Regions from separate parts of the Mus musculus genome. Here regions 2, 3, 4, 5, 6 and 7 are each linked to region 1. A link is a loop called in an ENCODE intact Hi-C map of the cell type or tissue named here. Cell type or tissue: heart. All regions are shown on one strand.

What was found. Hi-C counts contacts between places; a loop is a spot of excess contacts. Peaks named below come from ENCODE experiments on the same cell type or tissue, not always from the same donor. Only the 100,000 strongest peaks of a DNase experiment are listed, where the experiment ranks them.
Region 2: a loop joins it to region 1, with 9 times the contacts of the local background. A loop is called at or near these places in 19 of 42 quality-filtered maps.
Region 3: it touches region 1 in a loop (8-fold over the local background); 13 of 42 quality-filtered maps call a loop at or near these places.
Region 4: a loop joins it to region 1, with 10 times the contacts of the local background. A loop is called at or near these places in 15 of 42 quality-filtered maps.
Region 5: it touches region 1 in a loop (5-fold over the local background); 10 of 42 quality-filtered maps call a loop at or near these places.
Region 6: a loop joins it to region 1, with 10 times the contacts of the local background. A loop is called at or near these places in 5 of 42 quality-filtered maps.
Region 7: it touches region 1 in a loop (6-fold over the local background); 10 of 42 quality-filtered maps call a loop at or near these places.

The regions. Positions count from the first base shown.
Region 1 is chr8:126,664,367-126,668,366 of GRCm38, forward strand. No RefSeq gene overlaps it. Among named protein-coding and RNA genes, the nearest start is that of Gm31603, 63 kb to the right of the region's middle. RefSeq lists an enhancer at 1,055-3,390. In heart, no CTCF peak of the experiment used is centred here; DNase peaks (open chromatin) are centred at 1,485, 2,255 and 3,615; H3K4me3 peaks cover 1,433 bases; H3K27ac peaks cover 3,937 bases.
Region 2 is chr8:126,594,365-126,598,364 of GRCm38, forward strand. It overlaps Gm31546 (a long non-coding RNA gene), which reads right to left and starts at 1,804. Exons shown (of 2, transcript XR_388210.1): 1 at 1,511-1,804; 2 at 1-1,298. In heart, a CTCF peak has its summit at 213; DNase peaks (open chromatin) are centred at 307, 1,167, 1,957 and 2,557; H3K4me3 peaks cover 2,713 bases; H3K27ac peaks cover 4,000 bases.
Region 3 is chr8:126,495,536-126,499,535 of GRCm38, forward strand. Gm51605 (a long non-coding RNA gene) reads right to left here. Exons shown (of 2, transcript XR_003947621.1): 1 at 1,753-4,000; 2 at 1-331. Among named protein-coding and RNA genes, the nearest start is that of Gm51605, 3.2 kb to the right of the region's middle. In heart, no CTCF peak of the experiment used is centred here; DNase peaks (open chromatin) are centred at 1,596, 2,226, 2,586 and 3,176; H3K4me3 peaks cover 847 bases; H3K27ac peaks cover 1,840 bases.
Region 4 is chr8:126,837,910-126,841,909 of GRCm38, forward strand. Gm31718 (a long non-coding RNA gene) reads right to left here. Exons shown (of 8, transcript XR_879375.3): 3 at 3,637-3,730; 4 at 3,303-3,344. Among named protein-coding and RNA genes, the nearest start is that of A630001O12Rik, 9.1 kb to the right of the region's middle. In heart, a CTCF peak has its summit at 2,051; DNase peaks (open chromatin) are centred at 1,242 and 1,952; H3K4me3 peaks cover 1,205 bases; H3K27ac peaks cover 3,358 bases.
Region 5 is chr8:126,515,042-126,519,041 of GRCm38, forward strand. No RefSeq gene overlaps it. Among named protein-coding and RNA genes, the nearest start is that of Gm51605, 16 kb to the left of the region's middle. In heart, no CTCF peak of the experiment used is centred here; DNase peaks (open chromatin) are centred at 1,720 and 2,320; H3K4me3 peaks cover 896 bases; H3K27ac peaks cover 2,511 bases.
Region 6 is chr8:126,805,413-126,809,412 of GRCm38, forward strand. Gm31718 (a long non-coding RNA gene) reads right to left here. Exons shown (of 8, transcript XR_879375.3): 8 at 1-301. Among named protein-coding and RNA genes, the nearest start is that of A630001O12Rik, 42 kb to the right of the region's middle. In heart, a CTCF peak has its summit at 2,387; DNase peaks (open chromatin) are centred at 169, 579, 1,379 and 2,159; H3K27ac peaks cover 2,523 bases.
Region 7 is chr8:126,525,703-126,529,702 of GRCm38, forward strand. No RefSeq gene overlaps it. Among named protein-coding and RNA genes, the nearest start is that of Gm51605, 27 kb to the left of the region's middle. In heart, a CTCF peak has its summit at 1,568; DNase peaks (open chromatin) are centred at 69, 1,579, 2,979 and 3,179; H3K27ac peaks cover 2,369 bases.

The DNA.
Region 1 (4,000 bases):
AGGTATTTCACCTAATGTATGTGTGTAATAGGTATTTATTTTTGGATCAGGGGCTCCTCATGTACCTCAGGCTGGGTTTGAACTCACTACATCACTACATAGTCCATTGCTGTCAAAACCACAGCGAGCCTTCTGTCTCAGTCTCCTAAGGATTAGTATCACAGGTGAGTACCAGTGTGCCTAACCCAGCCAGCTGTCTTAATTTCCCAGAGACTGGATGGAGTAAGGGTAGGTGTGGAGACTAGCCAACAAAGGTGCTGGTCAGGGTGCTACCAACTAGCCAAAGAAAGTGCTGGTCAGAATACTACCAGCTGGACGAAGAGGTACTTCACAAGGCATGCACCAAGTGGTAGCTCACGGATGGAGGAAGGAGGTGGGGAGGGCGTCTTTCCATCTGCCTTTGGCCTCAGGCTCAATTTCTGCTTCTTGGACTACCAAGGACAAAGCCTTCATTTCTTTTTGGAAGGAAAGACAGACTTTATCCAATCTCAGTCTCTCTCCCTTGCCATCCTCCCCCAGCCCCCCCCCCCCCCATTCATAGAGTTGAACAGTCAGCCATGGCCAACTTGCCCTTACATAAGACAGAGCATTACCTAGAATCCTTCCTAGCTGAAGAGGCTGTAGGGAGGGGGTGGAAAGCCATTTGTTTACTGGTTCAGAACAGGACTTTCTACTTCAGAAGTCTCCAGGCTTGTTATCCCAGCTACGCAGAGGCAGAATTGCACGTTTTCAAAGCCTGCCTGGGAAACAGAATGAGGTGAAAGCCTGTCTAGACAGCCCAATGAGACTTTATCTCCAAATAAAAAGTAAGGAGTCTGCCGAGGCTATAGCTCTGTGATGGAATGCTTCCGAGAGTGCACAAAGCCCTGTAGCATCCCCAGCACAAGAGTAACAATAAACTTCACCGGAATTCAGAAAAGACATTAAAATAAGATGATGCTCGAAAGAGGTGCCAAATGGATCGGGCTAGCCTGGGCTACAAACCACGTGCCCCTCTCCCATCTCAAAAGAAATAAATTAAGACCAACAATAGACATTGACAGATTTCCCAACAAGGGAACAACCAGGACAGTGGCTTTCCACTGACGACCATTGTAGCGGAAGATTATGTTCTATCTCTTTAATAGTGCTATAGGAGGCACCTGCTTACAGACGGAGGAGGAGGCTGGGAGTGAATGTCTGGCCCTGGCCAGCCATCCTCGGCCAGCAATGGGCCTGCTGAGCCCATTTCAACTGAAATGAGATCAATAGGATTCATTTTTTCTCCTGCTGGCTCCCGAGTGATTCATGAATCAGAAAACTAGTTCATGAATCAGAGCGGGGCGGGGAGAAGGGGGGGGGACCATTTGTGCAGTCGGCAAACCTCCATTTCTTTCACGAACCTAGCCGTGAGTTGCATAACACTGCCTGGCACTTGCTAGTTGAAACCAGTCTTTTCGGAAGCTGCTTTACTCGCTCACCTATTCTCCTTCTGGAAAGGGGAGGGACACGGTGTGTACTACTGTGTGTCCAGCAGTCAGTGTGTACTGACTGTGTGTCCGGCGGTCTCGGTAACATTTCCACGACAAGGGAAGCATTCATGAGTCTGCGTGTGTGAGTGTGTCGCAAACAGCCTTTGACCGGCCTTGGGGCCCCTTTAAACCTGAAAAAGAGCCAAGTTCATCTCTCTGTGGAGCTGCTTAAGGAAGCTTTGAGATGGGGCAGTTGGAACATCTCTGCAAGGGCTGATTACAGCCTACTAAGGAAAATGAGATTTTTATCTCACAGGAATTCAGTTATAAAAATAAAATACAGCGTCTGGCTTGATTCAGCTAAATGCACAAGTGCCTGGGTGTTTTTAATTTAGTAGGAAAAAAAAAAAAGCCCCGGACAAGAGGAATGACCTAAAACACTACATTTAAAGGAAAAAAAGGGAGGGAGGGAAGAGGGAGGCTACAGGAAGTGTGTGTGTGTGTGTGTGTGTGTGTGTGTGTGTGTGTGTGTGTAGGGGGAGAGAGAGAGAGGAAGAGGGAAAGGGAGAGAGAGCCATGGAGGACTGGGGTGGAGGGGCGGGACAGAAAGAAGCCACCCTGCTGGCACTTGAATGCAGAGGGTGATGTCACCGGAGCAGTTGGAGCGAAGGGGAGAAAAACAACTTGAAGCAGTGCTAATCCCCGTTTGCTGCCCTGAAGGGAATGGACGGTGGCCAAGGCAGGGAGTTATGGGAAACCATATAAGGGTGCCAAGCAAGCTTTGCCGCCAACATTAGGAACTGACAGCTTTGTTCTCTGTCACTTGGCTGCCAGCCAGAGGCCTCATTTCAGCTCAGCGGCAGCGTGACTACCCTGGCGGGCTGCCAGCCCTGTGCTCAGAGCTTTTTCCTCCCAGGGCTTAGCTTTTTTTCCCTCCTCCGTCCCTTTGCCAAACATGCAGCGGTTACTATGGCAGTGAGAAGGAAAGTTAAACACACACACACACACACACACACACACACACACACACACACCAAAGTAGAGGCACGCCTTTATCCAGATGTGCAGCCGGGAGCAGAGAGAAAAGGCAGTTAACCTACCCAGTGGGGCCTGCAGGAAGGGGGAAGACACCTCGCTGTGAGAGGTGGCCGGCTGCTGCTGCTGCTGTCACTAGAGACAGACAGGCCTCCCTGTGCACCTTGTGGGAGGGAGTGGGGCTGACTTCCAGACCTTGTTTCTCTGTTCTCCATCTCTTCCTGAGGCATGGTGGAGTGCGTAACACCAAATGGGGAAGACTGTCATGCTTTCCACTGGCCCTGTGTCTGTGGTTCTGAGAAAGCTGCAGGGAGCCAGGCCCATGGAGCATGAAAGAGGAGACAGGAGGGCAGGAGGAGGGGTCTGCGTACCCTCTGGACACCAACGCAAACTTAGCACCATGGCTTCCCCTGCCAACACTGGGAGGGTTGTGCTTAGTGCTGTGACTCAACCTAGTGGAGATCAGACCTCCAACCCTGGTAGTTCAGGGTACGCCGGAGCTGAGTAGCCTTTGTCAGGACCGAGGGCCTGCAAGGGCCAGTGTGTTCTTGTTCCCACATGGAACGGCAGCCAGGAGGGACTCTGAAGAAAGAGTACATTGCAATGTTTTTAATTAGGAGCATTTTTCACCTGCTTAGAAAGTGGAACATCTCCTGGGAGATGACAGGTCTCGACCAGAGGCAAGCCTCCAGGCACATGGTTGGCCGTGGGTTTCTAAGGCAGAGGTTGCTTAGAAGTAGAGATCTGGATGCCAGGCTTTCAGACCCTCGGGGTTTTAGCAAAGTTCCCAGAAAGGCCTCTTCGGAATCTAGAAAGTTCTGCCAGGCTGACTCCTGGCCCCACCGCTGGTGACTTAGGAAGGGTGACTTAAGAAGGGGTCGAAGTGTTTGGTGTAACCCTGCAAACCTCTCTGTAAAAACACAGTGGCTGCCACCCTCGGCGGGGCCCTGTGGCACTGAGAACGGCCTCCATAGTCTCTCTCCAGCTGCATCTTGGCAGGGAGCGAAGTAGAGCTGCCAGGAGGGACATGGCCCAAGGTCAGGAGGGAAAAGTTGGCAAGCAGGAAAGTATCCCAGAAGTCCCTGGGCCTGTTCCATGCTGCTTTTATTCCAGGCCTAGTCTGTACTTCTTAGGAGGCATGCCAAGCCAAAATGGGTTGTTCGCTGTGTTCAGCCAAATAGGGGTCCGGTAGGGAAGAGGTGGTGATAGGCTCCTCTGGGAGTATTATGAGCACAGCACGTACCATGGCCACCCCCCTCCACTACTGGAGGGGGGGGGTTGTTACCCTATTTTCATCGCTATCTTTCCCTAGCCTGCATGCCTACTGACTGTCATTCTTTCTAAGGGCCAAGGCCACAGGAGGCCAAGCTAGGAGACACACTCTGTGCATCAGTCCCTATGCCAAGGGGACCTGACAGGCTTGGTCCCCAGAGCATGGCAGAGTCTGCCACCACAGGGAGGGTAGTGGAATGTGGAAATCTGAATGAAATACACTTTGTTTCAACTGGGGCAGA
Region 2 (4,000 bases), 70 kb before region 1:
GCGCACTTTGGACTTTTCCTTGTTAGCGTCTCACTTGGCTTCAGCTGGGCGCGCGCACGCTATCAACACTCTGCCCTGTTTTGGTCGAGGAAGCAACTACACACTGCCGCTGCCCCTTTAAGTTTTACAAAAACTTAGTGCTCAGGCAGGCCCGGCCTCTTTTGCGCGTGCACTGAAAGGAGGACGCACAGGCCCGAGGCTCCTCAGGCGCCGCCGCCCAGCGTCTTATGTAGGTCTGTGCAGCGAGCGCGTGACGTGGGCAAGGGACGCTGCCACTGCGCAAACTCCACATAAGACGTGCCCAGCGCCGCGGGCCCTGGGGCCGCGCCGAGCTAGTGCACATTCCAGGGATCTGGGCTCTGCAGCGCACCGCGTCACGGCTCAGGACCCGCCCCCGGTCTCTGGCTAGTAGGCCCTGCCCCACCGCCTCCGCGGGGCCGAACTTCGAGTGGCCAACTCTGGGCGCGCGCTGTCCCCTTTGCGCCTAGGGCGTGCGCTGGCGGGTGGACTTGGCTGTCTGTTGTACCATCCGGCTTAGCCCAGTGGGCACAGACGCGCCTGGCAGCATCGCTTCGTTGTTCCCTTCCACGCTGGGCAGTGAGGGCTGCCCAGAGTGGACGGAACACCGAATTGTACACTTTGGTAGGGAGCAGGGACTGGTGTGTGCTGTCAGTGGTCGGTCAGTCAGGCTCTGATTTGAGACCTACTACTCTGAGTAAGAGCCGCTTTTGCTTTTGTGGTGAACAACGCAGGTCCACCTCTCTCCCCAAGATTGGAATGGGCTGGTTAAGTGTGGGAAGAGCAGGGTACTAAGTACATTAGCTTTCCTACAACTGGATTGGAAGGTGGAAAGGGAGGGGGGAAAAATCTGCTGACCTTTTTTTCTCCGGTGGCTGCTATTGAAAAATGCCAGGTTGCTTCAAAGAATAGCCACAAGAGGAAACACGCCCCACAGAGAAGCAGCCCAGAGAGCTGTTTAGAGCACAAGAATAAACCTGTTGGAGGTGGCACAGAAAGCTTAGCGCCAGATGCCAAGGGCGTCCACAGGCTAACCTTGAACGTCTCTCTCGGGGCTTTCCAGAGAAGGTACATCTGTGTCAAGGGCCTCCCCAGCTCCCCTTCCAGTCACAAGCCTGCCTCACCCTCTCCAAGCCTGGAATGGGGCCTACCCGGATCCATTCCCAGAAGCAGCTGGTGCCAGCTGGTTTGGGCACCTGCTCCAGGACCTGTCAGTCTGGTCACTCTCTTCCAAGACCCTGTGTCACTCATCTGAGCACGTGATTTTGACCGTGCAGAACCTGAGTGGAGGAGATGAAGCTGCCCTGACTGCAGAGTCATCTCAGTGCCCTGAGAGATGGCCCACTAGGCAGACACAGAAACATTAAAACAAAGCAGAACCTCCCTTGAAAGCCTGGCCTGATTGTACTCGGTCCACCTGCCAGCAGCCCACAATGCCCTCTCCAGGGAAAGCCGCCACTACAACCCAAAATAGAATTGCCGAGGTACATACAATGTCTGCCTTGAGAAATGCGAAGTGGAGCTTCTCCAAAAGACCGGCATTTCCTTTGTATTTCACACTGGCTTCATGTTGAAACTGAGCTGTTAGAGCTGTGCGCAGGGGGGGCGGGGGGGGGGAGCCTCCCTCCACCCCCTCCAGATGCCTGCCTGCTGGAAAATGGAAAGGCTATTTTAGATCTGGGCTGTCCTTCATAAAAAGCAACCCGGCTCCAGGGGGTTAAGGTAGGTCCTGGATCCAGGGCAGCAAACCCTTATACTGTATCAACAGCCTTTCATGATGCCTGGCCTTTCATGTAACTCCGGAGCCGGTTTTTTTTTTTTTTTTTTTTTTTTTTAATCGATGTATGCTAAGTAAACATAGCTTTGTTTCTGTCTTCCACCCACTACCCTCCCTCCCGCTGCAGACTGGAGCTGGATCCTGTCCAAAGCGGCTGCTGCTGGAGTTACAGCCTGCCTCCTCCACACACAGGAGCGGGGTTTCTAGGGTGAGGCAATGCGTCTGCAATTCGCACAGACAAGGCAGGAATTGTAATTGTAGCTCACCATGTGACGACTTATGAAAGAGGAAGTTGGTATGTTTTAGTCACGTAGACTGCCCTCTTGCTTAAGGCTCCGGGTCCTCCCAGAAGAGAGTGAGGATGAGCTTGGCTGTCCAAGAGTCAAGGTTACAGGATTGGCTGCAGCATCTGTGTGTGCATTCCTTAGTGGACAGGCAGGCAGATGCTGTGGGTTGAGGCTGGCGCTTATTCAGGACACGGGAAACTTGTGATTTGTCTTAAGAACTGAAGGAAATACTCTACAGGGAGGGGGTCTGTGGAGACTAGACGAGCAACAGTTTTCCTGACTTTAATTCCAAAGATCTCTCCTTTTAAATACAAATCTGTGTAGGGGGATGGGAAGGGATTCTAATGCTTAAGTCTGTGGGCCAAAACAGATCTCAGTCTATAACCACAACATTGGACATGAACATCAGATCTGTGACTCTCCTCCCCAGGCCTCACTGCAGCGGAGGTGAGCCCCAGGCATGCAGGAAGCCCTGTGCCCACAGACTATAGGATAGGGTGCTACAAGATCACCCATGTGGAGTTCTGCCTTCAGGACCCCAGCGGAATTATGGATGCTTTATACCATGGCATCCTAAATTTGTGAACTCCATGGATTAATGGCTCCCCCTCCGTACGGGGCAGCCTTAAGTGACAGTCATCCTGAGGACGAGGGGAACAGGCACAGTGGCTAAGCACTTGCTCCACAAGCCTGAGGGGTTGAACTAGAATCACCAGAATCCATGTAAGCCAACTACTGTGTGGCCATAATTTCAGTGTTCAGAGATAGAACTCCCCAGACGCGCAAGGACCAGCTACCTGAGGTACTAAACAAGAAAGGACAAAAGACCCCATCTCAAACAAGATGGAAGGCAAGGGTGGATAACTGAGGTTTGACTCTTACCTCCTAAAATGTGCCTGCACTCAAGTTTGCATTCTCTCTGTCTGTCTGTCTGTCTGTCTCTCTCTGTCTGTCTCTCGTCTCTCTCTCTCTGTCTCTCTGTCTGTCTCTCTCTGTCTAACGAAAATGATGTTTAAAAAAAAAAGCCATAGTAAGGTCTTCTCACCTCTGACCTCAGCTTCCATGAAGGAGAAAATAATTCCTCACATGTCATTTGCATTTCTGTGGGTGGCACTGCCCACCTTGCTGACTGGCAAGAAAGTGAGCAATGGGGAGGCGGGGATTGGGGGGAGAGGGCATATAAAACCAGACAAGCTTGTTAATATGAATACATTTCCACAAACTGTAACTACGACAACAGAGACGAACCTTCTAGAACGGGTTCAAGGGCCTTTCTTCTAAACAATGACATTTGTTGGGGGTGATCTCACAGATTTTTCAAGTGCTTCCCCTCTGATGAACCTCCTCGAAGCTACCCTCCATTGTCCACGGGGATTTTTAGTATTAGGAAAGCAGTTGAGTGTGGAGCATCTAAGAACCAGGCCAGATCAGAGCACGGAGGTTTTAGAAGCTGAGCTGCTGCCATCAGCATGTGTCTCTATCCATACAGGTCCCCATCTAGAGCAAAACTGGGGTCTGGATGTATGTTAACTAGAGGCATGTTGGAATTTCAAGATTCAAGCAAAAAGTGGTTGTGTGTGTATGTGTGTGTGTGTGTGTGTGTGTGTGTGTGTGTGTGTGTGTAGGGAAAGCAGATAAAGGAGAGACTGAGGCCATACCCTTATTCTATCTGCAAGGAAAAATTCAGGAGACCTGGAAGAGATTCAGTAGCCTTGGAGCCAGGGCCCCCCTCTACTGGCTTTTAGAAAGGGAACTGGAAGGAGTGTTCTTAGCTGGCTATGGTTTTTGTGTATAGTTAACACACTGGCTGGAGTCCTTTGAAAGATAAGCCGTAGGAAGACGGGTGGACAACGTTTGAATGTATTAAAAGCCCAGTATCCTCTCATTAGCTTTCCGGCTTAAAAAAAAAAAGATGAAC
Region 3 (4,000 bases), 170 kb before region 1:
GAGCATGATTAACCAACCAGGGGCTGTACACTTAACAAAAACTGATAATTCCTCTCCTAGAAGATATCAACTGTCAGTAGTTCCTAAGCCCTACCCCGTTCATGCCCCTCCCCTTCCCTTCCACGTCCCTCCCCTTCCACGCCCCTCCCCTTCCACACCACGCCCCTTCCATTCTACAATATAGACAACTTGATCTTGCGCAGGTAACCACAATGGCCATGCGTTCAGGGGTGCCGCAGTCCAGTCGTGTCCGGAAGACATTTCCCTTGGCCCCTTCCCGATCTCTGGGTGTTATAGTCTTTTCATCTCTCTTCCACGACGGTTGCCAAGCCTTGGGCAGGGAGAATTATATAGATGCTTCATTTGTTGAGCCCTCCAACATTTACTCTCTGACCTCTGATTGGTTGTGAGTTTCTGTGTTAACCGCCATCTACTGCACAAAGGCACTTTTCTGATGGGGGCTGGGAACTACACCAATCCATGGTATACAGTTATAAATTTAAAGGGCAATTTGAGGGCTGGGGAGATGGCTCAGCGGTTAAGAGCACCCACTACCCTTCTGAAAGTCCTGAGTTCAATTCCCACCAACTGCATGGTGGTTCACAACCATCTGTAATGGGATCCGATGCCCTCTTCTGGTGTGTCTAAAGACAGCGACGATGTACACATACAAAGTAAGTAAATAAATCTTAAAGGGCAATTTGATTATTTAGTATAATAATAAGCAGTATGTTCTCTCTGGGATCTTTGGGGCTCCCTGACCACAGCACATGGACAGATTTGTGGTACCAGACATCTGTCTCCTCCTGTGGAGTTGGCCCCAAGTCCAACTGGAAACAATAGCATAACAATTACTGCTATTCACAGGGCTCTCAGCTTGAAAAGATAATTGGTGACATGTTAGCCCTGACTGCCTTTCAGTACTGAGAGCTGGCCACAGGGTTGAAGCTTCCTGGTCCCTACTAACTTGATTTCTCTATTTCCAGTAGCCTATGTGTGTGATGTCTTCAGCAATAGGATCCCCCCATCGAGTCTACTGGGTAACCAGGGGCAGAGGCAACACAATGCTCAAGTCTTAATCCCCAGAAGATCATTTCCTCAGAAGATGGATGCATTTGGGGACAAGGCCTTCAAAGAGATGACTAAGATAAAAAGCAGTCAGGAGGATACGTCCTATTTCAACATGATTGATGTCCTTATAAGAAGTAGATTAGGGTACAGGCAGTCATAGAGTAAAGACCACTGAGGACACGGAGAGATAACGGTTGTACCGTGCCCTTGGGAGGCCTCCAAAGACACCAACTCTAAGAAGGCCTTAACCTCAGACTTCTAGCCCCAGAACAAAGAAAATGTTAACTGAATCACTCATCGTGTGGGACACGACTACCGAAGCCAGAGCCATCTTCACAGCTACTTGGTCACATGTCAGGCCTCCTCCAGGTATCAGAGGCTCTTGATATGGTCTGTGATCTGGTCTATCAGCATGAACACCCATGAGGCTGGTGTTCTGAGGGTGTCAACATGTCCACAGGTGGAGTTTGAAAAGTGTGGGGTTCAGCAGACTAGAGAAGAATGTACATATGTTTCAGGCAGGGGTGAGACAGGGACTCCTGTGCTCAAGTGTTAGTGGAGTCGTGACAGGGAGAACATGGTCTGGGAGGGTGTAAGGCAAGGCAGACTTCTCAGAGCTGTAAGCTCGTGTCAAGTGCTGGCCCTGGGGCTGGGGTGCAGCTGAGTTGCTGGAATGCTTACCTATCAGCCGTGAAGTCCTGGGTTTGATCCCCAGCACGATGGTGTGATGATGTGCCTCTATAATTCAAGCACTCAGGAGGTGGAAACAGGAGAACCAAAACCTCAAGGTCTTTCTTGAACACATAGCAAGTTTGAGACCCTGTCTCTAAAAACTAAACAAAACTGGCCTTGAAGCCATTGAAGTCGTTGTCTGGTTCAAGAAGGATGTGAGGCAGTGAGTATCCGGAGGTATAATGATGAGTAGGAGCGGGCACATCTGACCTCCTTGTCTTCCGTTGGTGTTTTGAAACAGATCTTTAAAAAGCCCAAATGAGTTCCCTCTGAGTTCTCCATTAATGAGAAAAAGGCCCGGATGGTACCTGCAATGCTAGCCAGTGACCACCAGATGGCACTCTGTCCCCGCTGTGCAGGCTCACAGCCCAGGGCCTCAGGAAATGTGTCACTGTGCCTCCTTTGCCCGACACTCCCCCTCCTCCCGCAGCAGTCCCGTGTCTACACCACAGGAAGCTCGTCTTTGGGGACATGTGTGAAACTCCACACCGCCTGGCTTAGCTCTGCCTCCTGTTCCTCCTGGGGACATAGCAAGCAAGATCTCACCTACCCTGAAGAGGCCCGAAGAGTCCTCCAGGCGCTCCCGAGCCTGCGTTCTGGCTAGGCACTGAGCTTCCATTTTGAAATCTGCTGCCCAGGAGAAGCACACCCGATGGAAGAGAAGCATATTTCAGAACTATGTATTGATAGATCTGCACCCCTGGCACGAATGCAGCCCTGCAAACACGGCTACCCTGGCATTTAGACCACTTACAGTGGGGTGTAAGACTGACGTAATCCCCAACCTCGGCCCTGGAGAATTAATGAGTTGTTCATGCCATGAGCCGTGAAAGAAAGACTTGCACTGGGGTGGGCGGTTACTGCTTGCCCAGAGTGGCGGAATGAGCCATGGGGCTGGAGGCCAAAGGACTCGGGCCACCCATGCAGGGAATTAACTCCCAGAGATCCATCGCAGGCACGGAGGGCACGGAGCAATCGCTCCATTTGAAGTTTGCATGCCTCTCGGCCCTGCACATCTGAGACTTGGGGTCCATCCCATAGGAACCAGTCCATGACCAAAATCTGGCCGTTGAAAATCTACTGTTGTCAAGCTCTGGCTTTTAGGCAGAGAGCCCTGTCCTTGCTTTCAACTCCAAAAGCAATGAATAATTAATCATCACATTCTTGAATAGAAAGGACGTTTCAATGGATGAGTGACACTTTCAATAGGGTTCTCTGATATTTGCTGTTGCTTCCTTCTGTCTGAAGCAGGACCCCAGGAGTGAAAGGAAGCGAAGACAGAGGCAACATTGTGTTTATTACCGGCTGTGCTTTTGACCCATCAGAAACTGGAGTGGATAGAGAGCAGCTGGATCGGATATTTACCTTGGCACCTGCCCCGCACCAGGCTCTCTCTCTCTCCCATATGTTATATAAGCAGTTTCATGCTCCATACTCGGGGCAATGCTTGGCAGTTGGCTTTGAACCTTTTGTGTGAGTGTATGTGTGCACATATGCCTATGGGTGCCTGTGTGTATGTGTTGCTTGTATGTGTATACATGTGTGTGAAAGGCCAGAAGGCAATCCCAGGTGTCCTTTCTTCATACTATCTGTATTATTTTTTTGAGACTCTTTGATCTGACCTCACCAAGCAGACTAGACTGACTGGCCAGTGAGGCCAAGGGATCTATCTACCTGAGTCCTTGTCTTAGTTAGGGTTTTACTGCTGTGAACAGACACCATGACCAAGGCAACTCTTGTAAGGACAGCGTTTCATTGGGGCTGGCTTACAGGTTCAGAGGTTTAGCCCATTATCATCAAGGCAAGAAGCATTGGCAGCATTCATGCAAGCATGTTGCAGGAGGAGCTGAGAGTTCTAAGTCTTCATCCAAAGGCAGACAGGAGACTAGCTTCCAGGCATCTAGAATGAGGGTCTCCAAGCCTACCCCCACAGTGACATACTTCCTCCAACAAGGCCACACTTCCTAATAGTGCCACTCCCTGGGGCAAGCATATTGAAATCACCAAAGTCCAAGTCCCAAGTACTAGAACTACAAGTGTAAGCCAACACTTCTAGGTTTTTTTGTGTATGTGTTTGTTTTGTTTTTCTCTTTAGTGTGGATTCTGGGCATTAAACTCAAGTCCTCATGGTTGCAGGGCAAGCACTTTACCAGCTAAGTCATCTCCCAGATCCACACCTGGGCTCTCACATGAAGAA
Region 4 (4,000 bases), 170 kb after region 1:
TGAGAACTGTCCTCAGCACCTCCTCTGATATCAGCCTACCATAAAACGAGAAGAAACACAACAGACACATTCCTACCCAGAGAGGATGATTTAACACGTGCTTGCTGGGACTTCTTATAAAAGCGGAAATATAAAATCCTTACTGCAGCAGCACAGGTCTCTGAGCTGCCAGGTGACCCCCTAGCAAGTCCTGTGGCTTTACTGCAGTTTCTTTAGCATTTTGGATGCGCTAGTCGAACGCCATAGCACTAGGAGCCAAATAGCGTCATACAATTAAGGTGGAAAACATCGCATAAATGCAACGGAGGCCAGGGCTTAAATAGCCACATATGGTTTCACAAAACGTACTCCGGATCATCAGCCAGCAGTAAAAACACACAGGAGGGAGATGGTCTGGCTGGAAATGAACTGCAAATTGATAAACATGTAGTTGCTAATGCGGTGTTTATTATTTTTTACTGGGATAAAAATTAACTTGTGCAGCCTTGGCTAGCCAGCGGCTTGAACTCTACCATCTGGGTAGTGGAATCGGCTGTTTCTGGAACTCCAGGTTACAAGTTAGTGTTGCCAGACCGTATTCGTGAACAGGTCCTGCATGTCCAGATAGCAGAATGGAGAGAGGTTTCAGCAAAACACCATAGAACCTGTCAGGGCAGCAAAGAGGACTACCAGGAGGGAGCCACTCTGTTTTGAATTTGTACATGTACCTGTGTATGTCACACTGACATATGTGTGTCAGTGCATGGGGAGGTCAAAGATCAACCTTGGCTATCATTCTTTGGGAGCCATCCATCCTGTGTTCTGAGACAGGGTCTCTCACTGGCTCTGCGCTCACCTATTAAGCTACTAGGTTGACTGGCCAGCAAGACCCAGAGAGCTGTTTCTACTTTCCTAGCACTGGGCTTGCAAGCACATGTCACCAAACAGTTTTTTATGTGAGTTCTGGAGGATTGAACTCAGGTCTTCGTGCTTGTGTGGCCAGTACATTACCGACTGAGCCATCTTGCCAGTAGTAATCCCACATTTCAAGTGGAGAAGGAGGCTGGCAACTTCCTGGAAAATCACCTTCACCTCAGGAAGCCAGACAGGCTGCAAATCCTGGCCTTCTAGAGAGGCAAAGAAGAGATTGCAAGGGATGCAGGGACTGGGGGATGGGGTGTGTGAGTGTGTGTGTGTGTGTGTGCAGGAAGATCATGAGGGCACTGGGGGCAAGCCTGAGCAAGCACAGCCAGTCATGTGACAACCCCAGCAGCTGCCCCAGCTGCAGAGCTGACCTCTCTGTCCCCAGGGGCCCTTTGTCATCAGCTGGATCAATTTACTTCAGCTACAGTGTCCTCACAAGCAGGGACTGAATTATGACTCGTGGAAATCCCCTCTGTACCAAGGAATCAGGTAGCTTTCAAACTCCCAACAATTAATGGCTCTTTTGGTCAAAGGAGAACATGAGGCAGGGAGGCGTTGGAGGAGGGGAGAGCAGCAAGCAGCGCTCTGGGTCTCCGAACAGGCTGTTCAGTTTCTAGTAAATTAGAAGGGGTGGATGGTGGAGGTACCAGTAATGTTACCCTGTAGAATGCGGTCTCCTTTGACGTCAGTGAGATGCTTCTCTCCCTTTCTCCTTTTGCCCTCCTTCCTCTCTCCTTTCCCTTCCTGTGTCCCTCCCTCCTCCCAACATCTTTACACGTCACAGAGTCATGCTGAAAACAGCTCTGAGTTTTACAACACAGCTTCCAGACGCAGAAGATCCCCCCACCCCCACCCCCCACCCCACCCTGACAACACTGCAGGGCAGAATGCAGGCTGTAGTGGGAGGCAGACAAAAAATAAAAATGTTCATGTGACTCAAAGCAGGAAGCAGGACACATTGCTGGGAGGAGGCGTCACCACCACAGGCTGTGCATTCCTGCCTTGCCTGGCCAGGTTAGCCATCCCCTCCAAGGGAGCATTCCTCTGTGGCAAGAACACACACTGGTCTCAGACAATCCTGAAATAGAATCTTGACGAGCATGCGCCCTGCTCTGAGGCCACTCAGCCTGGTGTCCTGGCTCCCCCTGTCTCTTCCCAGGAGATGTGTTCTCCACACATCAAACAGTAGCAGCTGCCCCCTTGTCAGAACGGAGCTAGTGAAAATAGCATTGCAAGGCTGGCCAAGCACTCTAGATCCAGACCAGAAATGCTGCTGTTTTTATTTAAATTGCACCTGCATATACCCACACACATACATAATGCATGTGTGCATACACAGGTTCATGCACATATGCACATGCACGATTACACATGCACTCACATGGACACACATGCATGACTGCTTCCACAGAGCATGCTGTGGGTATTAGAGGGGGTTGCTTTCTGGGTGGCTAGTCTCAAAAAGTCTACTTGTTTCTGGAGTAAAAGGACTCTAGTTTTCTGGGGTTTTTGTTTTTTGTTTCCCTCAGGCAGCTTTTTTTGCAGCTGGTTTGTATATGCATTTGGTTTGTATATGCATTATATATATGAATATGATGTGACTCTTTGAAGAAAGAATCATATATAATATGAAGGTAGAACTGGGTCTATATGGGAAAGGAGAACTTAAAGGAGGTGGGGGGAGAGGAGGTGGGGGAGAGGAGATGGGGAGGGAAGTCAGGAAAGGGAAGGGAGTGGGAGAGGGGTGAGGGAGGGGAATGAGGGAAGAAAGATAAAATGTCATATGTCTTCTCTCATGTATGGAACTAGATTTAGCTATATTCACATATATAAATGGCATAAAAGCGGCAAGTCTTAGAGGAAAGGGAGAGGGGGACAATGAGTGAGTAGTGGAGGAAGGATGGGGGAGGATAATAAGGAAACAAATACAAAGTATATGGATGAAAATGTCATCATGTGAAATCCATTATTTTATATACTAAAAAAATACTTCAATGAATTAAAAATAAATAAATAGTTTTTATGGGATAAGACCTTGACCCCAAGGCTTTGTCCTAATAGGCACCAATGAGGCCCCAGATGGGGTTGGGTGTAAAAGCAGAGAGCAAGCGTGAATATCCTGCTGGCCCCACCATCCTCTGCTCTAGAAAGCAAGGGTATCAGGAGGCTTCAGAACAGGGAGCATTTTGTAAGCCAGTGTCCCAAACAGTCTTACAGGCATGAGGTCATGGGGGAAAACACATACACAGAAAGAAGAGAAATTTTGGAATCTATTCCAAAATTAGAGGGGGAAGATAATGAAATGTGTGTGCATGCACCCTCAGTCTGGGGAACCAGAGACTGTATGAAATTGCCATGAGCAGATAAAGCCATTCAGTAAGAGACGGAGTCCAACTCACCGCAAAGATATATTTAACATGCGTAGATGGATGGATGGGCAGCTGAACAAAGAGAATGAATTGTTTTAGAAAACAAAGATGGTAAACAGGACTCAAAGCTTTTGGGAGGGGCTGGGCAGGTTTGGGAAATAACAGTGTGTGAGTTAACAATGAAGAACATTCTAACCCCATACCCGGGGGTGGATGGAAGTGGGTGTGTCTAACCAAAGGCAAATCCGTGTGCCTTCCATGGGAACAGTGGGCCTTTATGTGGTCCTGTGTACCGGAGTCCTGCCTCTCCTGTCATGACACCCATTGGCTATTGTTGAGAGGGGGTGACTACCCTTCTGCTTACCTACAATGCAAACGTTCCAAGAGGCCTGTAGGAGGCTGAACTCTGACACAGGGAGTTAAAGCCAGCTTCCTCACTCTTCTTCTCTCTTCCTCACCTGGAAAATGAAGGCACAGAAGGAAGTTAGGATGGAAAGAAATGGTGGCCACCTGCATGTAACCTTCCAGTACTGCTTGAGAGCTCTGAGTCCCGGGGGCACACACTAAGGGCTGGACTGACAGCAAGGGAGTAGGCATCTTGGCTGGGAACAGCCTGCTAAAGGCTCTCACTTCTTCACTGTATCCTCACGGGGACTTCTTCCTCACAGGAGACCTACCTAACTGTTTTGGGGTCACTGCAGAGGTGCTTCACACAGTGGGGCTCCTTT
Region 5 (4,000 bases), 150 kb before region 1:
TGAAAATAACTCAAGAAGCACACACAGCTCTGAGCTCCTTCTATTTCTTAGCCTCTCTGTTTTCAATCTCTCAGCCTCACAGAGACAAGATACCATCTCTGGTGTGTTAGCTGCAGAGCTCCCATGAATGGTACAACGGGCATCATAGGAGACAGATTGAACTGAAGCTAAGATAACTTCAGCATCTGAAAGGGGAAAAAAAATAAGCACTTTCTGGAGCCCCTTGCCCAGAGGCAGGTCCACAGTCACAAAACCTCCAGAGACAGAAGACTCACAGCCTGCCTCCATTGCCAGGCTCACTGAAAGGACAGCGACTCCTTCTGCAATCCCTTGTCTTAGTCACTCACAGAACTCATGATGTTTCAAAGAAGTTCACAGAGCTGGGGAGGTAGCTCAGTTGGCAGAGTGCTGACCAAGCATTCACAAAGCTCTGGGTTCAATCCTCATGATGGTGGGTGGCACAGGCCCATAATCTGAGCATTCAGGAGTTGGAGGTCAGAGGATAAGGAGCTTAAGGTTCCTTTTTGGCCTAGGTGGTGAGTTTGAGGTCAGTCCAGGATGCATAAGACCTTGTGTGAAAGAAAGAAAGAAAGAAAGAAAGAAAGAAAGAAAGAAAGAAAGAAAGAGAGAGAGAGAGAGAGGGAGAAAGGAAGAAAGGAAGAAAGAGAGGGAGGGAGAAAGGAAGAAAGAAAGGTAGAGGAAGAGAAAAAGAGAGAAAAAAGCAAAAGAGAAAGAGAAAAGAGAAAGAGAGAAAGAGAGAAAGAAAGAAAGAAAGAAAGAGAAAGGAAGAAAGAAAAAGAAAGAAAGACAGAAAAAGAAAGAAATAAAGAAAGGAAGGAAGAAAGAAAGGTAGAGGAAGAGAGAAAGAGAGAAAAAGCAAAAGAGAAAGAGAAAGAAAAAGAGAGAGAAAGGAAGAAAGAAAATGAAAGCGAGAAAGACAAAAAAGAAAGAAAGAAAGAGAGGGAGAAAGGAAGAAAGAAAGGTAGAGGAAGAAAGAAAGAGAAAAAGCAAAAGAGAAAGAGAGAAAAGAGAAAGAAAGAGAGAGAAAGAGAGAGAGAAAAAGGAAGAAAGAAAATGAAAGAAAGAAAGAAAGAAAGAAAGAAAGAAAGAGAAAGGGATAGAGAAAGAGAGAAAGGAAGAGAAAGAAAGAGAAGAAGAGAAAGGAAGAAAAAGAGAAAAGAAAAAGAGAAAGAAAAAAGAGAAAGAATGGAAGAAAGGAAGAAAGAGAGAGAGAGAGAGAGAGAGAGAGAGAGAGAGAGAGAGAGAGAGAAGGAAAAAGAGAAAGAAAGGCAGGGAGCGTGGAGACCTTAAAAGCACTGGCTGCTCTTACATAGGACCCAGGTTTAGCTCCCAGCACCCACATGATAGCTCACTAACATCTGTAACTCCACTTCTAGTGACTCAATGCTCTCTTCTGACCTGCAAGGGCACTGAACAAGCACACTGAATACAGACATGCTCGCAGGCAAAATGCCCCCAAACATAAAAATTTTAATAATAATAATAAAGCTTTCAAAAAACCCTCCCCTAATCACCACAAAAGAAAGACCTGCTCTCCACATTAAGACGTCTAAAGACTGTGATTAATTGGGTAGCGACTGTCTAATGACCTGGAGGTTCCTGTAGGGCAAAGGACTCAGCTAGCTTGAGAACAGGGCTCTTTTAGTGCCCCATGAGGTAGGGATTAGGGGGCGTGGTTCCCTCCATTGCTTCTCCAAAGAAAACACGCCTGACTAGCAGCAGAGATCAATAAAAAGACATCACACCGAAAACAAGAAATCTCACGGGAGGGGAGGCTGACGTCCTTTCTTATTTATGGCTCACGATGAACAGCGGACAGATGTGCTGAGGGAGATCAGAAAGCCGCTCTTAGTTGGGGCTGATTCTGGGGGTCTTTGGAGCAACCGCTTCTCCCAACACTTGACACTGTGACGATGTAATTGGTTTTGGGAGAGCTGGGAGTGGGATAAGGGATTTTCCGGAGGAAGATGAACGCAGGAATGCAGCTCTGGACTGAAGCTGCTGACCCGATTCCTCCAAAATAGATCCCACATCACAGAGCAGCGGGAATCTAAGCCTTCCCAGAGCGCCCACCCGCACTGCTACAAACACCTAATTCATGAAAGAAATGAGCTTTAAAGATGGCAGCCATGCCACCCGTTAGCTGTTTGGTCATCGAAGTGCTTCTAGAAATGGAAAAGAGCTATTCAGCACTAAAGATTTAGGAACGTCTGTTGACATTAAGGAAGCAGCCTCATGGGAGAGCTGACAAGGCTCCCAGAAACATCACCAAGGGAACGGTGACGCAAATGCGTTTGGTTTTCACAGACTGGCGTGCTGCCAGACTCCCTGCCTGACGGCTGATGTAACTCCAGTTCCTATCTAGGTTAGCTTGCTTAGATAGTGCCAGCAGAACACGCAGCCGCAGTCAACAGCAAGCTTCTTTTGGAGACCAGAGTAAAAGGATAAACATATGTTTTCTTCTTTAGATCCTGATGTGTATTGTATTTTAAAGGGGGTACAAGGCTGGAGAGATGGGTCCACGGGTTACAAGGACGGGCTACACTTCTGGAGGATCAGAGTTCGAGTCCCAGCACCCACATGGTAGTTTGCAATCATCCATATTCCAGTCTCAGAGTATTGCGCCCCTCTTCTGACCTCTGTGGGCACCAGGCATGAATACGGCACACAGACATACATGCAAACAAAACTTCTATACACATATACATTTTTTAAAAAAGAATTATTTATTTTATGTATGTGAGTACACCATCACTCTCTTCAGACACACCAGAAGAGGGTATCAAATCCCATTACAGATGTTTGTGAGACACCATGTGGTTGCTGGGAATTGAACTCAGGACCTCTGGAAGGATGAGCAGTCAGTGCTCTAAACCGCTGAGCCATCTCTCCAGCCTATATATATATAACGTTTACAAAGGAAAAGAAAGGAATCTCATGTCAGCCTAAATTCTACCTCAACACAGACCAGAGGCAAGCCTGTCACCCACAAAAGGCATCACTATTTCACAAATATCAGCTCTCAATACTGTTTAGCCTATTAGGGAATAAGAAGGAGACTGTTCCCAGCTGAGCCAAATAATGACAGGAGAAAGCAGAGGACATTAGTTGTGAATGCAAAGATAATGATCCTTTTCATTATTGACTAAATGGGCTGAGGCCTCTGAAACCTGCGCTAAAAGATCACTATTCTAAAACATTTTTCTTAGAGACTGCCGATTTCCGGGTTTGTTTGTTTGTTTACAATCAATAAAGGAGAATTGTTAATTGGAAACATTCCCCCCAGACTCGGGTCAGATGTTGATGCGTTGTCTTCCGCAGGGTGTAAAGGGACAGAAAGCCAAGAAACAAACAAACAAACAAAGACTAGCTTTTAAAGCTTACTAGGTTATCCCAGGACAGAGGAACCTGTGCTGTCTTTAAAGGCCAGAAGCTGATATATAATTGGTTCCCTGGCCTTTAGAGGCAGGTAATTAAATCAGCAAGAGAGGGAGGGGCGAACAGTAATGGAGACAAAAGAGCCAGGCTAAAAATACAAGGGAAGGACCAGAGCTGACCGGATACCAGTCCTTGAAGGCACAGTATTGATCATGCCCAGGTTTACAGCACACCCCTCCCACTCTGCTCTGTTTTCCCTCCTCCACCCCTCTCCTCTACCCACCCATTTCCTTTTCTTCTTTCCTTTATTTATTTGTTTGCTTACTTATGTGGGTTTTTGTTTGTTTGTTTGTTTTGTTTTGTTTTTTGAGACAGGGTCTTTCTGCGTAATTCAGGCCTTAAACTCACACCATCCTTTCTACCTCAACCTCCCAGGTGTTGGATTGCAGGTATATGCCACCACTCCTAGGTTAACCCATTCTTTGTTTGTTCTCTGTGTGTGTATGTGTGTGTGTGTGTGTGTGTGTGTGTGTATGCGTGCGTGTGTGTGTGTGTGTGTGTATGCGTGCGTGTGTGTGTGTGCGTGTGTATGCGTGTGTGT
Region 6 (4,000 bases), 140 kb after region 1:
AGGACCCTGAGGGCCTGGCCCAGGCTCCCCACCCTCTTGTGTGAATGCCATTCAGGTTTTTGTTCATTGTTGCCTGCCGGACAACCGGGAGTGTTTTCTTTGGAAAGCCCAGCGATCCTGCATGCTGCCCTTCCTCTGTCCCGAACAAGTGTTGTTTAATGGGCGGCCGAGATTGTTTTGGAGATAGGCGTCTTTTCGAAAGAGGAGGAGGCTGTGTGCCTTGGTTACTTTGGCCACCTTCCTTTGTTTTTTTTCTGGAAACTCCTCCTCCCCATGTGTGAAGACCGTAGGTGTCAGGGACCTGAAAAACAAACACTCATTCAGCATGCAAGAACCAGGCCCTGAGAAGCCCTGCAAGGCCTCACATCAGGGTCCTGAGGAGGCCCTGAGAGGGAGAGGGGAAGGCAGCAGAGCCTGGGAAAGTCACACCCTACAGTGTGAACTGAGTTTGCTGACTGTTTTGGGGACCTGCAGACAGGGGCCTGTGAATTCCAAACACAGTACACAGGCCTTTGGCTTTCCCTCAGGCCCCTTCCTTCCTGTCCCTCAGCCTGACCCTCCCCTCCTGGCAGGCCCTTCCTGTTTCGGGGAAGTTCAGCTTGTGGTGGAAGAATGGCCATTGTTCCTCCCTCCTCCTGGTCCCCTGCTCACATCCGGTCCCTGGTCTCTAAGTTCCCCTTCAGAACAGCCCAGACTTTCCTTCTCAAGAAACCTGTGAGACGAGGGCATTTCCTCCCTGGCTACCCCGGTTCCCACCCTCTGTTTCCAGTAGCCTTCAGGCCTGCCAGACCATCAGGCTCCCTGCTTTTCTGTGACCCGAGGCCCACACCTGTGACTTAACAGCTCAGTGTCTCTTTCCTCACATTCTACCTGTCCCAAGACATATTTACCCTAGGACCTCATGTGAAAAGGCAAAGGGCGAGTTCTGTCACCCATGCCCTCACCCTTTCAGGCAGGCATCAATCACCCGGTTGACAGGTGGCAAGTGCCTCATCTGCAGGCTGGCAGCTCTCTACCATGACATCATGGCCAAGTGAGCTCTGGGGCCTTTCCTACTGGGTGCCTTCTCTGTCTGCTACTTGATTCCCACTGCTCTTGTCTGGGAGAAACCTTTCTTTTGTCTCCTTACACTAGGGACAGACCCAGGTTCCCCCATCCTACTGCATGATGAATTCTTGGTCCTCTCCATATTTGCTGCTCAGCCTTCACCCTACTTTCTATGACTGACCATGCACACACAGCTCACAAAGAGCCAGGGTCCTCTCCAGTGTGTTCAGAGCTACTGTCATCCCGGGAGATACCGCTGACCCCCTCCCCATTCCTCAGTGTATTCAGAAATAGTCCCCTGAGCAGCTCATTTAGGAGACATTCACCCATGGATTTGTGTGAGCCCCTTTACATGTTGGGGCCTAGTTAACACCATCAACCCAAGGCAGGATGACCTTGGAAGAGCAAAGAGACAAGGCAGGAGTCATAGTGGGTATTCTGAAACTGTCCCCTTTAACCTCTAGAGACAAGATGTATCTGTGGCAGATTAGTGACTCCCCTCTGCTATTAAGGTACACATATATGTCACCTCTGCACCCACAGAGGCCAAGATGGGTCCCTGAGGTCTACATTCAGCCTTATTCCCCGTCCTGTGGATGCTGAAATAATCTAAGATAACACAAATCAAGGATTATAGCAGACTCTGCTACACCATTAAACTTCACTAATACACACACACACACACACACAGAGAGAGAGAGAGAGAGAGAGAGAGAGAGAGAGAGAGAGAGAGAGAGAGAGAGAGAGAGAGCAACTTTCCCTCTGGCCAAGATCTAACCAAATCATTATCTCTTCAGGCTGCAGTGAAGATTAAGTCAAAAGCCCTGTTGACTGTACATGCAGTAGCTGGCAGGTGCTCACAGGGAGCAGCCTGGCTGATCCTCGTCATTTGTCCTCCATGTCATGACAGTCCACACCAACGTGAGGGCTAAACACAGTCACTCTAAAGTTCCAAAGTGTCCCATGGCTATTATTAGGCTGTGACAGGCAGCAGAGCCAGGAGAAGTGACCTGGCTCAGAGGACCACAACCTCTGAACGAATGTCATCATCTCCCCAAGTTCCTGAATCCATTGCCACTAGGTTGGGACATTCTCTTCAAGGGCCAGCTCCAAAGCTGGGTTGTAGGAAGTTGTGCAATCGGTGAGGTTCGCTGGCAAGGGATGACTTTCATCTTTTACACATTGACCCTCATGTTCCTGGAAGCTAAACGGGATGAACGTTTTGTTCTTCCCCCAAACACCCCGCCCCTTCTGTCCTCTGTCCTTCAACCAAACCATGTGTGTGTGGCACCCACAGTTCTCAAGAGACCTGGCCAGAACCCCAATTGGCACTCACATGCCCCCTAGAGCATGCACACATACAGCTCCAGAGCTTTTTTCTTTTAAATCCTTACAGCTGACCATTCCCTGTCAGATCCATAGAAGCCAGAGTATAGGGACCAAGTTGCAGGTCATAAAAGGCATTGGCTGGACTACTCATTTCTCAGGGACAAAGGAACCAGTACCCTCTCAGAGGCCATGGTCCAAGGCAGGGAGAGAATGAGGAGCCATCCTTCCATTACCTTTAGGAGATGGTGATGAGCAGCTAGAGACACTTTTGTTTAGGTCATAGGCAAAGTGGTCTGGGTACATACAAACCTGCACCAGATGTAGTGTTCACAGGACTGTGGTGGGATGCCAATAACAGCCCGAGGTTGGTACTTGGCAAACATGGGTGAGTAGACGAGGGGAAGTCTGGGGAGCAACTCTGTAATGATGGCCGCTCACACTGTTGTGGCTGGTGGCTTCCTCAGTAAAACGTATTTGAGCAAATGGAGCTGCACTTTCTCCAAAATGGTCCCACATTGTCCCCTCTAGTCATTCCCCTTTAGCTTGGGACCTTTATTAGCTTAGCTTTCTGTCCCCAAATGAGAAACTATCCTGATTTTCTTCCTTCCTTCCTTCCTTCCTTCCTTCCTTCCTTCCTTCCTTCCTTTCTTCCTTCCTTCCTTCCTTCCTTTCCTTCTTCCTTTCTTTCTTTCCTTTTTTTTTTTTTTTTGGCTCTGTTATCCCTACACCCACTTGTCAAGCCTCTGACGATAAACTTCATCAAAACAGTACGCATGTATTACAACCTCTGTCCTAGAAAAAAGACATTCACTGGGGCCTATGTGTGTTTGCAGAATGGTTTCCAAATTTGACCTGTGTCCCCAGAGCTGAGATCACCAGAGAGAGCTGTTACTACATCTCTGTCTTCCCCCAGGCAACGCACAGAGGCCAGAACGCCATGTGCTGAGAGCCATGCCATCCTCCAACTCCTTTTGCCCTTGGGATCAATGGTCCCCAAAAGTGTGTGGTGGTTGGACACCAGAAATACAGTGTCCATGAGAGAGAAAATGAAGCTGGGGAAGGTCACTGCTGAGATCTGCCCCTAGTCCCTGTCCACAAAACCCTTTCCCCGTTGGAAGGCATTCCTCTGTCCAGAGACTGGTTCTGTAACTTTGTTGCAGTCAATCTCCAAGGCAGGAAGGACTCCTTTAGTGTGTTCTTTGTTTTTCTGCCATACCTGTACCATTTACCAACCTAAGGTGGCTTACCAGGCCTTATTCAATTTTCTAGTCTACCTTTGTATGAGTCGATTTTCTATTGTTATAACAAAAATACCGATGCCAGGGTACTTTATTTAAAAAAAAAATGTTTATTTCACACAATGTTGTTCAAGAGCATAGTGTCAGCTCTGGAAAAGGCTCCCTGAGCATGCCAGATCACAGAAGATGACATCAAGGGAAAATCACATGGAAAGACAGAAAGAAATGGGAGAGGGACCAGTCTTTCTCCTTTATTAAAAATCATCTCTCAAGAACCAAGAAGGTTATCAGGAGAACTACACTAATATCTCTCTCAGGCAAGACCACCGCTGACCACTCATCTCCCATTAGGTCTGGTCTGCAGGCTTGGGCAGTGAGTAAGTCTG
Region 7 (4,000 bases), 140 kb before region 1:
AGAAAAGGAGGCAGGAGGGCAGCTTGGGACTTGGCAAATTACAGAGTATCCTAGAGCTGCCAGGAGACTGGATACTTGGAGCCTCATCAGAGGCCACAGCTGGGATTCAATTGTCCAGCATGGTAGTTCCTCCTCCCCTTCCTTTCTCCCTCCTCCCCATCCTTTCTCTCTGGGGTTGTAACCCAGAGCTCCATCTGCTCAGTATCCCCAACCCTCTTTTAAAAATTATTATCAATTTAATTTTACCCTTTGAGATGGGAGCTGACTAAGTTGCCTAGATTGGCTTTGGATTCACTCTGTGGTCCAAGGCTGCTTGAACTTTGAGCCTCTTACTTCAAGCGCCAGAATTTCTGGGATGATAGTCTACACTACTGGACCTGCCTTCAGTGTGGACATTTTAAGGTCTTTCTTCACACAAAACCTTCAGTTTCATGTGTCTCCTTTTATTGCTAGTCTTCAGGGGGAAATCCCTTTGCTGGTTTCAGGACCCTTCCTTTTGAACCCTACCCACCACCATCCAGTGCCCTAGGACCAGATATCCCCAAAGTTCTGAGTGCCTGTCTTTCCAGTCTTCTCTTCAACCTCACAACTCTGACAGATGAAAAGAAACACTCTCTTTACCCCCAGGTTGGTGGGTGACCCAAATAGATAGCGCATGGGATGCTAGGGACGATTCCAGAGAGAAATGGGATAAAGCCAAGCTGATGAGCAGAGATGGGATCTTACAGTAAGAGACTCTGAAGTTAATGACGCTCCTGAAAATAGCTCTTCTGCCTTAAGACAGCCACGTAAACAGAGGCGCAAAAGAGGATGTCCTGGGACGGTTTTTCACCCGATGCTGCTGAGCCTCAGGTTAGGCCTCAGGAGTGCCAAGACGCATGTCTACCCAGTTGGAAGCCATCAGGGCTAAGCCAGGCGCTGGTCTACCCAGCTATATAAGGCTTGAGCACTGTTGGGTTGAATGGGGCAACAGGGGTGCATTTTCATGGAGCTGAGGTCTACCACCATCCTTTCAATTAGAAAAGAAAAGAAAAGAAAAGGAAAGAAAAGAAAAGAAAAGAAAGGAAAAGAAAAGAAAAGAAAAACTGTGTGAATGCTTGCGCATGCACGCTGTGCGTGCGTGGGTACGTACGTACGTATGTGGGTGTGTGTATACGTGCGCGGGTACATGTATGCTCGCCTGTGTGTTTGAGTATGTAATTACTTCTCACAAGAGGCTACAGAAAGGGCTGATATCCACCCACCATCTCAGGTCTGGACAAACTCTTGAAGAGATCACAGATAGCTTTGGTGTCCTTCGGTTTCTTTGCCCCTGCATGGGCAGTGGAGAGGAAAGGCCCCAGAGAAGGTCAAGGCAGGGCTGTTTTGTTCTCAGAACAGAGCAGAGACGGCCAGCAACACCACCCAGGCAATGCTCTGTGGAGACAAGAGGAAAAACAAAAGCCGGGAAGCCCATCTCCTTGGAGCTGTTTATGTTACATAACTCAAATAGACCCGGCAGCAGCAGAACTCCTCAGTGAAGCCAGACGAGGGCGAGGGCGGCTCCCTCAGCCATGAGTCGGGTCGAGATGGCTGCCTCAAAACAACAATAATCTAATTCTCAAGGACACACCATCGCAACTCAACAGGACATCCTGACTGAGCTGCAGAGCAGGCTCAGAGAGGACTTGGCAGGTCCTTATCTTCTCTGGCTAAGGAAATGAGCCCTGACCATAAGGAGGGGCATGGTCTCCAGCAGGGAGGCGTCCCTTCATAAAGAGGGAAGTGTTTGATGCTGGTCCCTGAAAGGCAGTGAAAGTGACCCGGAGCTCTCACAAGTCCAGCCCTTTTCAGCCTTGAGCAAAGAGGTAGAGACTGGCTTTCTGGCAGCTGACAAGGAGTCAGTGTGGAAAAGGTGTAAGCTGCCAGGCGGTGGTGGCATGCGCCTTTGATCCCAGAACTCAGGAGTCAGAGGCAGGTGGATCGCTGTGAGTTCAAGGCCAGCCTGTTCTACAGAGTGAATTCTAGGACAGCCAAGGCTACACACACACACACACACACACACACACACACACACACACACGTATAAGCAAGTCAGGCCTAGTGGATCAGAAGTTCAAGGCCTGGGCTAGAGAGATGGCTCAGATGCTCTGACAGGGGAATGCTTGCAATGCAGGCATGAGGGTCTGAGTTCAATAACCATACTGAGCCAGTGTGAGGGAGGGGGGGTTGGGGAAGCCAGCCATGGTGGTACATGCATGTTATCTGAGCATTAGGAACCCTGAGATAGGAGGATTCCTGGGGCTTGTTGTCTAGACAGCCTCACCTACTTGATAGTTTCAAGCCAATGAGAAACTCTGCCTCAAAAAAACAAGGCGGATAGCTCCAGGAAAACATCTGAAGTTGTCCTCTGGCCTCAGTATGCATGTGCACACGTACACGTGTACATACATACATACATACTGTACACCCTCATACACGTGAACACACTTAAAACATACAAGTTCTACAGAAAAAGTTGCAGGCCAGCCAGGACAACTTAGCAAGATAAGTTGAGTTGTCTCAAAATAAAAAGTCAAAAGAGGCTAGAAATGTCAGGAGTAAAAGTTTATCTAGCACGCAGGGAGCATTAAGTGCAGGGAGCACTACAGAAAAGAATGCAACAACAACAACAACAACAAAACCCAAAACCAAAATAACCCACCACTAACGGCTAAGTGAGGGCAGCCCCCAGGCCTGAAGCTGCACAGAGTGAGTCCTCAGACAGAACAAATGAGAACCCAGGAGACCTCTTTCATCAACACACCATTGTCTCTGAGGATGGTGGTTCCACCATAGGCTGGGGACAAGAATAGAAAGGCAATTGAGAACACAACCCTCAGAATAGTCAGATGGAACCGGCTGCCAACGCTTGCCCCGTTAGTAGGCTATGGGGACATGCAGAGAGCGTTTTTCTCTCGAAGGCTTGTGTTTAAAAATACATCTTTCTTCAAAGCTGACTGGGGAGCAGATGAGAAACGTGAAGCCTCCTGTGTCTGTGCGGAGGGGTGTGAACTCACTCTGATCTGATGAGGCTTGCTCAGTGCCTCTGCCCTCCCTATGCCTGCTTGGGTTCCCTTGTGCCTCAGCGAGTTCATGGCTCAAGTTTAATGGCAGCCAGAGAAATAAACATGGCTCCTTTAAAATGTGGGTCAAAGGTTGGGAGTGCAGCTTAGTGGTAGGGAGGGCCCTCACCTAACCTGTGCAAGGAAGGCCCTGGACTCCGTTCCCAGCATTGCCATACTCCAGAAACATTGTCCCCTAGGGGAGCTGGCTGGCTGCCCACAGAGGGCAAGTGTTGAGGTATCCTTGTATCCTCTTGGCTTGGACCCTTCCTTTACAAATGTGTCCTGGATACCTTCTCTCGTCCAGTTTCCTAATTTTCAAAAGTAGTATAATTTCTTCCCACTCCTTATGAGTAACTAGGAACTACACCAGCAAAAGTTACCTTACAAAGCTGGCATTGAGTTCCACATTCAGGTTCAAGTGATGAGCGATCCCCTCTCTCAGCCCGGCAGGCCCAGTGTGGGACTCTCCTTTAAATATCACACTGACAGACAACGCTGCAGGCTGTGGAGCTGCTCTGCCCGGAAGACAGTCGAGAGCACCTCCAGAGAAGCTGGTTTGGAGGAACCTCTGAAGTTCCTACAAGTCCAAACGTATGTTCTCAGTAGAAACCAACAGGTGGTGAGCTGTCAGGCAGTGTAGATGCCAGAATCTACCCATGTACAGATTTGGCACCCTTTTCCCAGGGGAGCTTCGAGTGAGCAGATCACCATGGTGGGGTCAATTTCAAGTCTGCCTCAATGAAACTCTGGGGATGTTCCTTGAACAACAACTGGGGCAGTGTGACAGCTGTTTAAGGACACCTAAGAGAAGGGTCCCCAGGGAGTGGAGATGGAGCTTCCCCTGGGACTGCTCTGCTTGCTGTGTGTGTGAAGTGAAAGACTGAAAGTAGGGGAGGGGGCAGGGTCAGCTGAAA